Linked DNA regions of Homo sapiens: region 1 is linked to region 2. A link is a loop called in an ENCODE intact Hi-C map of the cell type or tissue named here. Cell type or tissue: Calu3. All regions are shown on one strand. Region 1 overlaps PIK3R4 (phosphoinositide-3-kinase regulatory subunit 4). Region 2 overlaps COL6A6 (collagen type VI alpha 6 chain).

Region 1 (5,000 bases), 190 kb after region 2:
CAAAGTTGGTTATTCTAAAAATAGTAATATGAAAATATTATTTAGAGATATGGTAATAATCACCTGAAAACACTAAAATAAAAGCAGAAAGCTGAGTAGTTGCCTCTGGAAATTTCAACTATTGTTTTTCATACATTATACATTTTGATTAAATTTTAAATAATTTCTAAAAGCCTATTTCCTTTATGATTAAAAAATTATGTTATAATTGTTTTCTTTAATAAAAGGAAAAATTCTATCTAAAATTCCAGTGAATTATATTTAGGAACTTTACAAACTGAAATGTACAATGAGCTAAAATAGCTAAAACTATTTTGAAAATGAATGACATCTGAAACTTACCCTATCAGATGATAAAGGTGATTAAAAATATATAATAATGTAAATTGAATATGGCTATGAATATGAGTACAAGAAGAGAAAAATCAATGGAACAGACTAGATAGCCAGAAAACTGACCTTAACAGACAGAAGCATGCAACAGATGATAAAACAGTAAGAAACAAACCAGTAAGAAAAAAAACAAAAAAAATGCTTAATAAATTATGCTGGAAAATCAGTTACATATCTGAGAAGAAAAAGAAAATTTAGTTTTCATCCCACATCACAGACCAAAAATAAAGATCAATTAAACAGTTAAGTGTAAAAACTAAAGCATGAAAAAGAAAAAAAGACAAGCACACAACAGATTATTAATCTAATTCTGGAATGGGAAGAGACTTTACATACAAAAGTAGAAAAAAAAAAATCACAAAGCAAAAAGATCGAGTAAACTGACTTCAGAAAAACTGTCTACAGAAAAGATTCAAAAATCAAGTTAAAGAACTAAGAAACGTGAGCTTAAAATTGATTTAAAAAATTAATGTTCTTAATATGTATATAAAGGCTCGAAAAGAACAAGAAAAGCATAAGTATCAGAAAAAAATAAGCCAAAATAATGAATTTTAAAATTCATAGAATTAGAAATATGAATGCATAATCAACATGAAAAAGTTTTTCAACTTGATAGTTAAGCTAAGAAATATATATCAAAACAAGTTATCATTTTACCCTTCCAACAGGCAAGGACTAAGTAAAGCCTATTTCACACTGGATGGGTGTGCAGCACTTAACGGAGATGGGGATGCAAAATGATATCATCTTTTTGAATAGCTTATAAATGTGTCATGAGTTTTAAAAATAAATTCACATTCTTTAACACAGTAATTAAAATTTTTTTACTTCTATCCTAAGAAAATAATCAGAAACAACTACTTACATACATACGTTGCATATTTATACCAAATATATAGATTATCTATATATGACAGAAAAAAATGAAAATAATTTAAATATCCAAAAGGGTTAAATTTTTGCAAAACTATATAAAGGAATAGTTTAGACCTATCAAATTATGATTTCAAATAAATTTTTAATGATATGAGAAAATGCTTAAAGTATGTTATTAGAAAAAGTTTAAGAAATAATAAAATTTGGAAGTAATATAATATATACATAGCACTTACGCCAGGCACTATTACATATATTAATTCATTCTATCCCCCAACAACCAGTAAGACAGGCACTATTCTTATTTCCATTTTACAGATAGGTAAACTAAGCCACAAAAAAATTAAATGATTTTCCAAGAACCACAACTAGTGACAAAGTGAACACCTGAACCCAACAGTATAGCTCCACAATGCCTGCTCTTAACGATCAGCATATGACAGAAAGGGATAAATGGGATGGAAAGAGAAGAGGAATAGCTATGGGAAAAAACATCAAAGCTTTAACAGACATTGTACATGGGTTGTAGGATTAATGGTCATTTATTTTCTTCTGGTTTCCGTATTTTCCAAATTTTTCTAAGTTTTATTTCCAAAAGTAATATAAGCATATTTATTTTTTATAAATAAAAAATTTATTTTTAAATTAAGACAAACTAATATGTGTTTCAAAGAACACATGAATTGACCAATAGATAGGGGAAGTTTTAAGAACCGACTTTTCCCGAGAAAAGAAATAAATATAACATTATTTGGAAGAAGAAGAGAGCAAGCAAGACAAAAAGATGTAAGAATCAAAGAATACTGTATTCAGGAACTGAGTTAGATGAAGTCCTAGATGGAAGGCTAAGATGCATCTATAAATTAATGCAAAAATAAAAAACAAAAGATGTCTGAAAAGAAAAAAACAGGTACAGTAATTTCCAAAAATAACCGGGAATTTGAAAGTTTTTCAAAGTAGAAAGTACCCTTTCCTCCAAAACATATGATAGCATTTGCAGAAATATCAATCCTGTTGCCACATAGGTTTCTTGCATTTTATTTTTTTAGCAAACAAAAATCAAACAGCAAACCTTTCCTAGATTATTGGGAACCAAAACTTAAAGTCTTTTTTTTTTTTTTGAGACGGAGTCTCGCTCTTTCACCCAGGCCTGACTGCAGTGGCGCAATCTCAGCTCACTGCAAGCTCCGCCTCCTGGGTTCACGCCATTCTCCTGCCTCAGCCCCCCTCCCGCCGCCTCCGAGTACAGGCACCCGCCACCGCGCCCGGCTGATTTTTTGTATTTTTAGTAGAGACGGGGTTTCACCGTGTTAGCCAGGATGGTCTCGATCTCCTAACCTCGTGATCCGCCCGCCTCGGCCTCCCAAAGTGCTGGGATTACAGGCGTGAGCCACGGCGCCCGGCCCTTAAAGTCTTACAGCTTCTGCTGCCTCACAAGAAAGTCTGGACACAGCCAAGCTTTCTATTGTGCAGAATAGTCTTTAAACTTTTCGGGTTAACAGATAAACTGTTACAACTATGTGGGAAATGATATAATAGGGGGTAGTGGATAATCATAATAATATGAATTTAGCATATATTTCATAATTGGCCAAATCTTAAACTGAAAAGATCAGTACATTCAGGGAAAAGGGGATCAGTTATTATTCAAAAGAGAAAAATATTAAATCCTGTATCAAACATGACTTAACCCATGCAAAATACTGTCCACTTCATTTACTTCTAATTCTGAATACAAATGTAATATAAGTCATGCATATAAAACACAAGATGTCTGACTTTAGATATATCTAAAAATCAAGAATTGTAAAATGAAAGAACAGCAAAAAAAAAATGCTGCTTAAATTTTCACAAATTTTCAGTTACACAAAGCCTTTAACTTAATTCTTTCCAACTACATTGATTTTCAACCATGATTATATTTTAACTTATTTTCTGATTCTAAAAGTGATGCATGTTCACTTTTATTAACATGTTTATAAACATATATGATTTCTGTTATTGTTACCTTTACACTACAGCAATCATTCTTTAAGAGGATTTACAACCTACTTATGTCACTTTAACATACTTCATGGTACTTTCCAGGTCATTATTCTGTCTAAATATAGTTAATGACCACACGGTATTCCTTCATACGGATGTAACACAGGTTGATATACCAACCCTTTATTTTAACCAAGCCAAAATACTTACATCATCCAAAAGCAGCATGAAGACAGAAATACTAGGAATTCATTTCATTATTAATGAAATTTGGTAGTATCATCTATCCTTCAGATTGCATGGAAGTATTTGAGAGGATGATTAAAAATCTTAAAGGAATTTAAAAGCAAAAAACATACCAACTATACTATCAAAAAATGCTCCACGTAGATGCCAATCATTCTTATCATTTAGGAAAGTAATCATGTGGGACAACAAAACATCGTTGGCTTTCTGACGTCCAAAGAATACACACAGCCGTGTTATTCCATTTTCCATCAAGGTTTGTTTTACAATATTTTCAGGGTCACTTAGCAAAGTAACAACTTTCTGCTGGACCATTTCATGTAAGGCTTGGAGCTCTAAAAAAAAAAAAAAAAGAAAGAAAGAAAGAAAGAAAAGAAATAGTTAAGAAAAGATCAATTTTTCCCCATACAGATAGTCCCAGTCTTCTTTCTTACTCATCAGAGAGACTGATTACAGAATCCACCGAAGACTTTAATCACCAATTTTTTGCATTATTCAAAGCTCTGAAGGATGGGAAACTGAAATATAAAGTGAAGAATATCCTAACAAGCAGATGCCACAAACATAGTTACTATCTCACTAATCAAATAGTTTCATTTATTAGCTCAAGGAGAAAATTATAGAGAAGCACCAGAAAGGAAATCACATTGCCCCAGTAAGATCCCAGTTAATCAAGGACTTGAAAATAATGGAATAGGATTAGGATATAATATGATGGTACTGAGCAATCCTTTTAGAAAATGTTTTTAAAGGTCAGTTTATTTTAGAAAGCCAGAAAACACACTGCAAGTTCTGTCAAGGCTTTACTTCATCTGGCCACTGTCTTCTCTGGTCTTACCTCTTCTCTTCCTCATCCTCACTTTTTCTCACTTATTTATTTACTTAGCTGCCTGTCTTCTTTTTACTAAAATGTAAGCTCAAGAGCAAGGATCGTTTCTATCGTATTCACCACCATGCTCTAGTGCTTAGGGCAGGCTCCTAATTGCCTGATGCAGAGCTAATCTTTAACAATTATCTGTGAATAAACAGAAGACAGGGGCCACTCTTGGTCCAGCTACTACTGTCAAGGAAAAAGGTAACTGGTCTGACATGCAAAACTATATGCTCACATTAAGAAAAACTTTAGATTCCCTCCCCAAAAATTTTACCATTTAACTTTATTATCTCAACAGGTCCAATTACATGGTTATAGGACAGTATTATTTTCCAAGTAATTCCATAAAAAAAGGCTAGGACTTCCTGATACATCCTCCTATAACTTCAAAATTATTCCACTGTATTCAACTCTAGATAATACATGTTGTCTAAAAATGGTGCCATTCTAACAAGTAACAATTGTAGTTGTTTGCAGCATAAAATTCTAAAAAACTAGATTTCTCTAGTTTTTCACAACTAGAAGCATCTTGGAGAAAATTACATCTATTACTTTACTTCTAAATCTTTTACTCAACAAACATTAAGTAAAAATCTGTAAAGAGTTGTATAACACAAAGAAACCT
Region 2 (5,000 bases):
AAACTTCTCCAATAGTTAGTCTTACGTAGTGATTTCTGCTCATGCATCTTCATGAAACAAATTCTTCTCCACTTTTTTCTACACATAACCAAATTCTGTTCATCCTTTAAAGTCACACTCAAGTCTCACTTTCTCTGTGAGTCCTTCTGTCCTTACACAAGAGACACCTGTCTCTTTTCATTCTTTCATCCCTATACATCCATTCATTTACTTGTTCATTCAAGTACCACAGTGGGTCAGGCACTGTTCCAGACTCCAGGGTGCAGCCTGCAAAAACACATACCTGCCCTTGTGGTACTCACATTCTTATGAGGAAAGACCATAAGCAAGGAAACAAATATTACCACAATAGATTCGCTGACGAAGACAAGTCCTCTGAAGAGAAATAATAGTGATTGGGAGTAGACGGGTAGAGAAGGGGAAATTATTTTCAATAGGGTGCTAACCAAACGTCCCTTTAAGAAGGATGTAATATTTAAACACACATCTAAGGAAACCAAAGTAGCAGAAACTGTGAAGGCCCTCAGGTAGAACAAGCATGTCCTGTTCAAGGAAAAGTGAAATCAGTGCAGCTGGAGTGGTGAGAGAGAGGAAGGAGATGAAGTCAGAGGATTAATAGGGCCTAGACCATGGAAGGCCCTGATGAACATGGAAAGGGGTTTTGAGTAGATGTGAAACTATCTCATTTTTAGTTTAAAATGAAGCACACTTGAATAATATGTAATTGGCCAGAGTGGAAGCAAGGAGTCCAATTAGAAAGCTTTTGCTAGAATTCAGGTGAGATGATAGTGTCTTAGATTAAGGTGGAAGTAAAAAAGGTATTGACGAATGGCTGGATCTGAGATCTAATTTTTTTAAGTAAAACTAACAGTGTCTGCTCAGGGATGTGAAAGGAGATGAGTTAATTATTCCTATGTTTCTAGCTGAGGAAACTTGGTGAGTAGTGGTACCACTTACTGAGATGGCAGTCATATTCAACTGTGCATTATTTAACAGTTAATTATTTTTTAGTGTATTTGTTACAGCTCAGCAATTAGATTGTCTGTTTCCCTTAACACAGTTAGGGACACTACATTCACATTTGATTGATTAGTTTGTTCTAGCTCTATCAATTAATAGCTGTGTGACTTTCAGCAAGCTACTTAACCCTCTAACTCAATCTCATCTGTAAAGTGGGTCTGGTACTCATCGGGTTGTTGAGACAATTAAGTGTGGCTCTTAGAATAATGGCTGGCACTTAGTAGTGCTCAGTAGTAGCTGTTATTCGTTCCAGAAACACCCCCACACCCCACCAACTGTAGCCAGTCAGCCCAGGGATCTTATGAGTTTCTCTCTACTTAGTTTGCTCAATGCAAGGTCAGACTATTTTTCAAAGGTACTTAATACTTGAGCTAATAGAGAAAATCCATGCTAGCTTTCAAATGCTACCCTGTGTGAATCTCTTTAGTTGTGTTTTGCTTTTCCAAGCCTAAAACTTAGGTGGTCAACAATTAGCAGATATTTGTTGAATGTCTACTTTGGGCTTAGCTGCTGGGATATTCAAGAGTACCAGTTAAACCTCATTTTTCCTGCCATGCATGCTTTTGATTTAGCTGTAATGAATATTTTATCAGTGACCAAATATTTTATTACCTCTCTAGTCCTTTGGGTATTGCTGGACAGATTTCAGACTAGCTGATGTCATTATTGGCCGTTATAAATTGTGTCAGTATGGCTGCCCTTTTGTATCTTGGTCAAATACAGAAAAACAGCAACTTGGAGATACAGAGCCTCTATTCAGACTTAATGGGATTAGCTGTCAATGGCAGAAATTCACAGCAGTTGGTATCCATTCATTGAGAAAGAAGACAACTTAAAGAAATTTCCAGTGAAAGATAATTACACACAGATTATCTGGTACATTCTAACACATTAGATAAAATTCCTTCATCTGCAGAGAACTGGATAGCATGCAAAGCTTTGCCTCAAGGAAAGCAATATGATATAGTGGAAAAAGCACTGGACTCAGATCAGCAGGACTGGCTGTGACCTGAGGAAATGCTCAACTTTGCCAAGACTTAGATGTTTCCCTTGTAAAAAATGAATAAAAAATTATACCTACTTTACAGGGGTACTCTCAGGGTTCAGGGAGATAATGGCTGTGAAAAGACTTGGAAATCTGCAAAATATTATACCTAAGCAAATGTTATACAAGCCTGTAGACATGTTAAGAGTTGAAAATGTGATAAGGAAAGACTTTAGGAGAGAGAGTAAATAAAGTTCCTTGCCAGGCGGTGCCTTTTCTAGGTTACTCACAAGCTGTCCCATTGTAAAGATGGCAACAAAAATAAAAATAATGACAACAGCTAACATTTACTTAGTATCTGCTGCAAAGAAGATACTGTGCCAACTCGTTTACACACATCAGTTCATTTAACCCCCAAAACAATTCCTTGAAGTGGATGTGGTTACTAACACCATTTTATGGATGAGAAATGGGTTCAAAGCAATTAAATTACTTGCCTAGTCATGCAGTTTGTGGGCTATAGAACTAGGATTTTAATTAGGCAGTCTGATGCCAGAATCCATGAGTTTAACTACTAGCCTACACAGCCTTACAGGTGGATCCTAGTATAATTGGAGTGTGAGCTCAGTATTGCCAAGTCATTTTCAGTGGAGTGATTCTGCCTGTGCCTCGAATTTGTCCCACACCTCCTATCCCCTGCTCAGAATTTCTCTCCTATCTCTACTATTTCATGCTATCCTACAATCATAGGTGCTAGAGGCTACATTGGGTAATGCTTGCTGCTGTAGCTAATAAACCTAAAAATGTATACTGATGCACACACAATAGTAAGTTAAATTATTACTGATTTAACAGAAGTAGGTCTGTAAACACATTCATGGGGTGGCCCCTGTCCACACAGCCATTCAGGTCCCCATGCTGAGAGTAACCTTGCCATCCTCAACATTTGGTGCTTGAGATTGTCTCCATTCCAGCCAATCAGAAGGGGAAGAAAGATTGAGGTGCCCCCTGTGGGAATTTCTGCTGAGGTTGCATTGGCTGGCACTCATTTAGCCATTGCAAGTGGAGCTAGAAAATATAGCCCCCTGCTGGCCGCCATGGCTCAGTGACAACTTCTCAATGTGGAATGGGCAGCACTAATTTTTGGTGAACAACTAAGAAGTGTCAGCCACAGAGATTATGGTTATTGCTAGGTGGTTTTTCATTGATGAAATTTTATTTCTGGGCTGGGCGCGGTGGCTCACGCCTGTAATCCCAGCACTTCGGGAGGCCGAGGCCGGTGGATCAAGAGGTCAGGAGTTTCAGACCAGCCTGACCAACATAGGGAAACCCCGTCTCTACTAAAAATACAAAAATTAGCCGGGTGTGGTGGTGGGCGCCTATAGTCCCAGCTACTCAGGAGGCTGAGGCAGGAGAATGGCGTGAACCCGGGAGGCGGAGGTTGCAGTGAGCCAAGTCGCGTCACTGCACTCCCGCCTGGACAACAGAGCGAGACTCCGTCTCAAAAAAAAAAAAAAATTTATTTCTTTGAGTTCCTTTAATTGGGTTCTGCAGTACACCATGAAAAATTATGGGCTCAAGGAAGGTTCTTTTGATCAAAATATGCTCTTCACTTCCTTGTTTCCTGCCACACTAATACAAAACTTATTACAGATGACCATCTCAGTGGGACAAATACTCCCTGCAATTGTTTCATACCTGCTGTCAGCATTTAAATGAACTGGAGGCTTAATTGCCTGATCTCTTTCCTTCAACAGTATTTAATTCTAAAAATTTTGAGTTTTTTAAAAATATACATTTATTGGATTTCAGGTACATAGAATTGGGTTAATTCTAACCCACAGTTCATTACATACTCATTTATGGGTCCTTGCAAGAGGTTCTATTTATTTGCTTATTTGTTAATAATAAACCATAAACCTCTACCACATGAAAACTGGAATGTTGATAATAACATATCTACAATGAGTTTATTTTCAGTCCTTTCTCTCTGCCCCCCACATCCTATGTAACTACTATCCTGACCCTTATGGTTATTTCCTTTTTAAAAATAGACGACTTTTTTAGAGCAGTTTTAGCATCACAGCAAAACGGAGCTGAAGGACAGATTTCCCATATATCCTCTATCACACATACATAGCCTCCCTGATTATCAATATCCTCTATCAGCGTGGGATATCTGTCACAATTGATGAACCTGCCTACGCTGGCACATCATCACCCAAAGTCCATAATTTACATTAGGGTTTACTCTTCATGTGGTCCATTCTATGTGTTTAGACAATTTATAATGATATGTGTTCACCATCATAGTATCAGAATGATTTCACTGACCTACAGATCCTTTGTGCTCTGCCCTTTTTTTCTTTTTTAAAAAATTTAATTAAGCTCCAGGATACATTGCAGGATGTGCAGGTTTGTTACAAAGGTAAACATGTGCCATGGTGGTTTGCTGCATCTATCAACCCATCACCTAGGTATTAAGCCCAACATGCGTTATCTCTTTTCCCTAATGCTCTCCTCCCTGACCCCACCCTCCCTCAACAGGCTCCATTGTGTGTTGTTCCCCTCCCTGTGTCCATGTGTTCTCATCGTTCAGCTCCTACTTATAAGTAAGAACATGAGGTGTTTGGGTTCCTGTTCCTGCATTAGTTTGCTGAGGATAGTGACTTCCAGCTTCATCCATTTCCCTGTAAAGGATATAATCTCATTTCTTTTTATGGCTGCATAGTATTCCATGGTGTATATGTACCAGTTCTCTTCATCCAGTCTATCACTGATGGGCATTTGGGTTGATTCCATGTCTTTGCTATTGTGAATAGTGCTGCAGTGAACATATGTGTGCATATATCTTTATAATAGATTTTTTTATATTCCTTTGGGTATATGCCCAGTAATGGGATTGCTGGGTCAAATGGTATTTCTGGTTGTAGGTCTTTGAGGAATCCAATGTCCAGAATCTACAAGGAACTTAAACAAATTTACAAGGAAAAAA

Evidence for each region. Hi-C counts contacts between places; a loop is a spot of excess contacts. Peaks named below come from ENCODE experiments on the same cell type or tissue, not always from the same donor. Only the 100,000 strongest peaks of a DNase experiment are listed, where the experiment ranks them.
Region 1: it touches region 2 in a loop (17-fold over the local background); 1 of 110 quality-filtered maps calls a loop at or near these places.

What each region holds. Positions count from the first base shown.
Region 1 is chr3:130,724,849-130,729,848 of GRCh38, forward strand. PIK3R4 (phosphoinositide-3-kinase regulatory subunit 4) reads right to left here. Exons shown (of 20, transcript NM_014602.3): 6 at 3,615-3,836. Among named protein-coding and RNA genes, the nearest start is that of PIK3R4, 19 kb to the right of the region's middle. In Calu3, no CTCF peak of the experiment used is centred here; a DNase peak (open chromatin) is centred at 2,473.
Region 2 is chr3:130,536,125-130,541,124 of GRCh38, forward strand. All of the region lies in intron 1 of COL6A6 (collagen type VI alpha 6 chain), which reads left to right. Among named protein-coding and RNA genes, the nearest start is that of COL6A6, 21 kb to the left of the region's middle. RefSeq lists a silencer at 3,043-3,112. In Calu3, a CTCF peak has its summit at 3,089 (motif pointing left); a DNase peak (open chromatin) is centred at 3,077.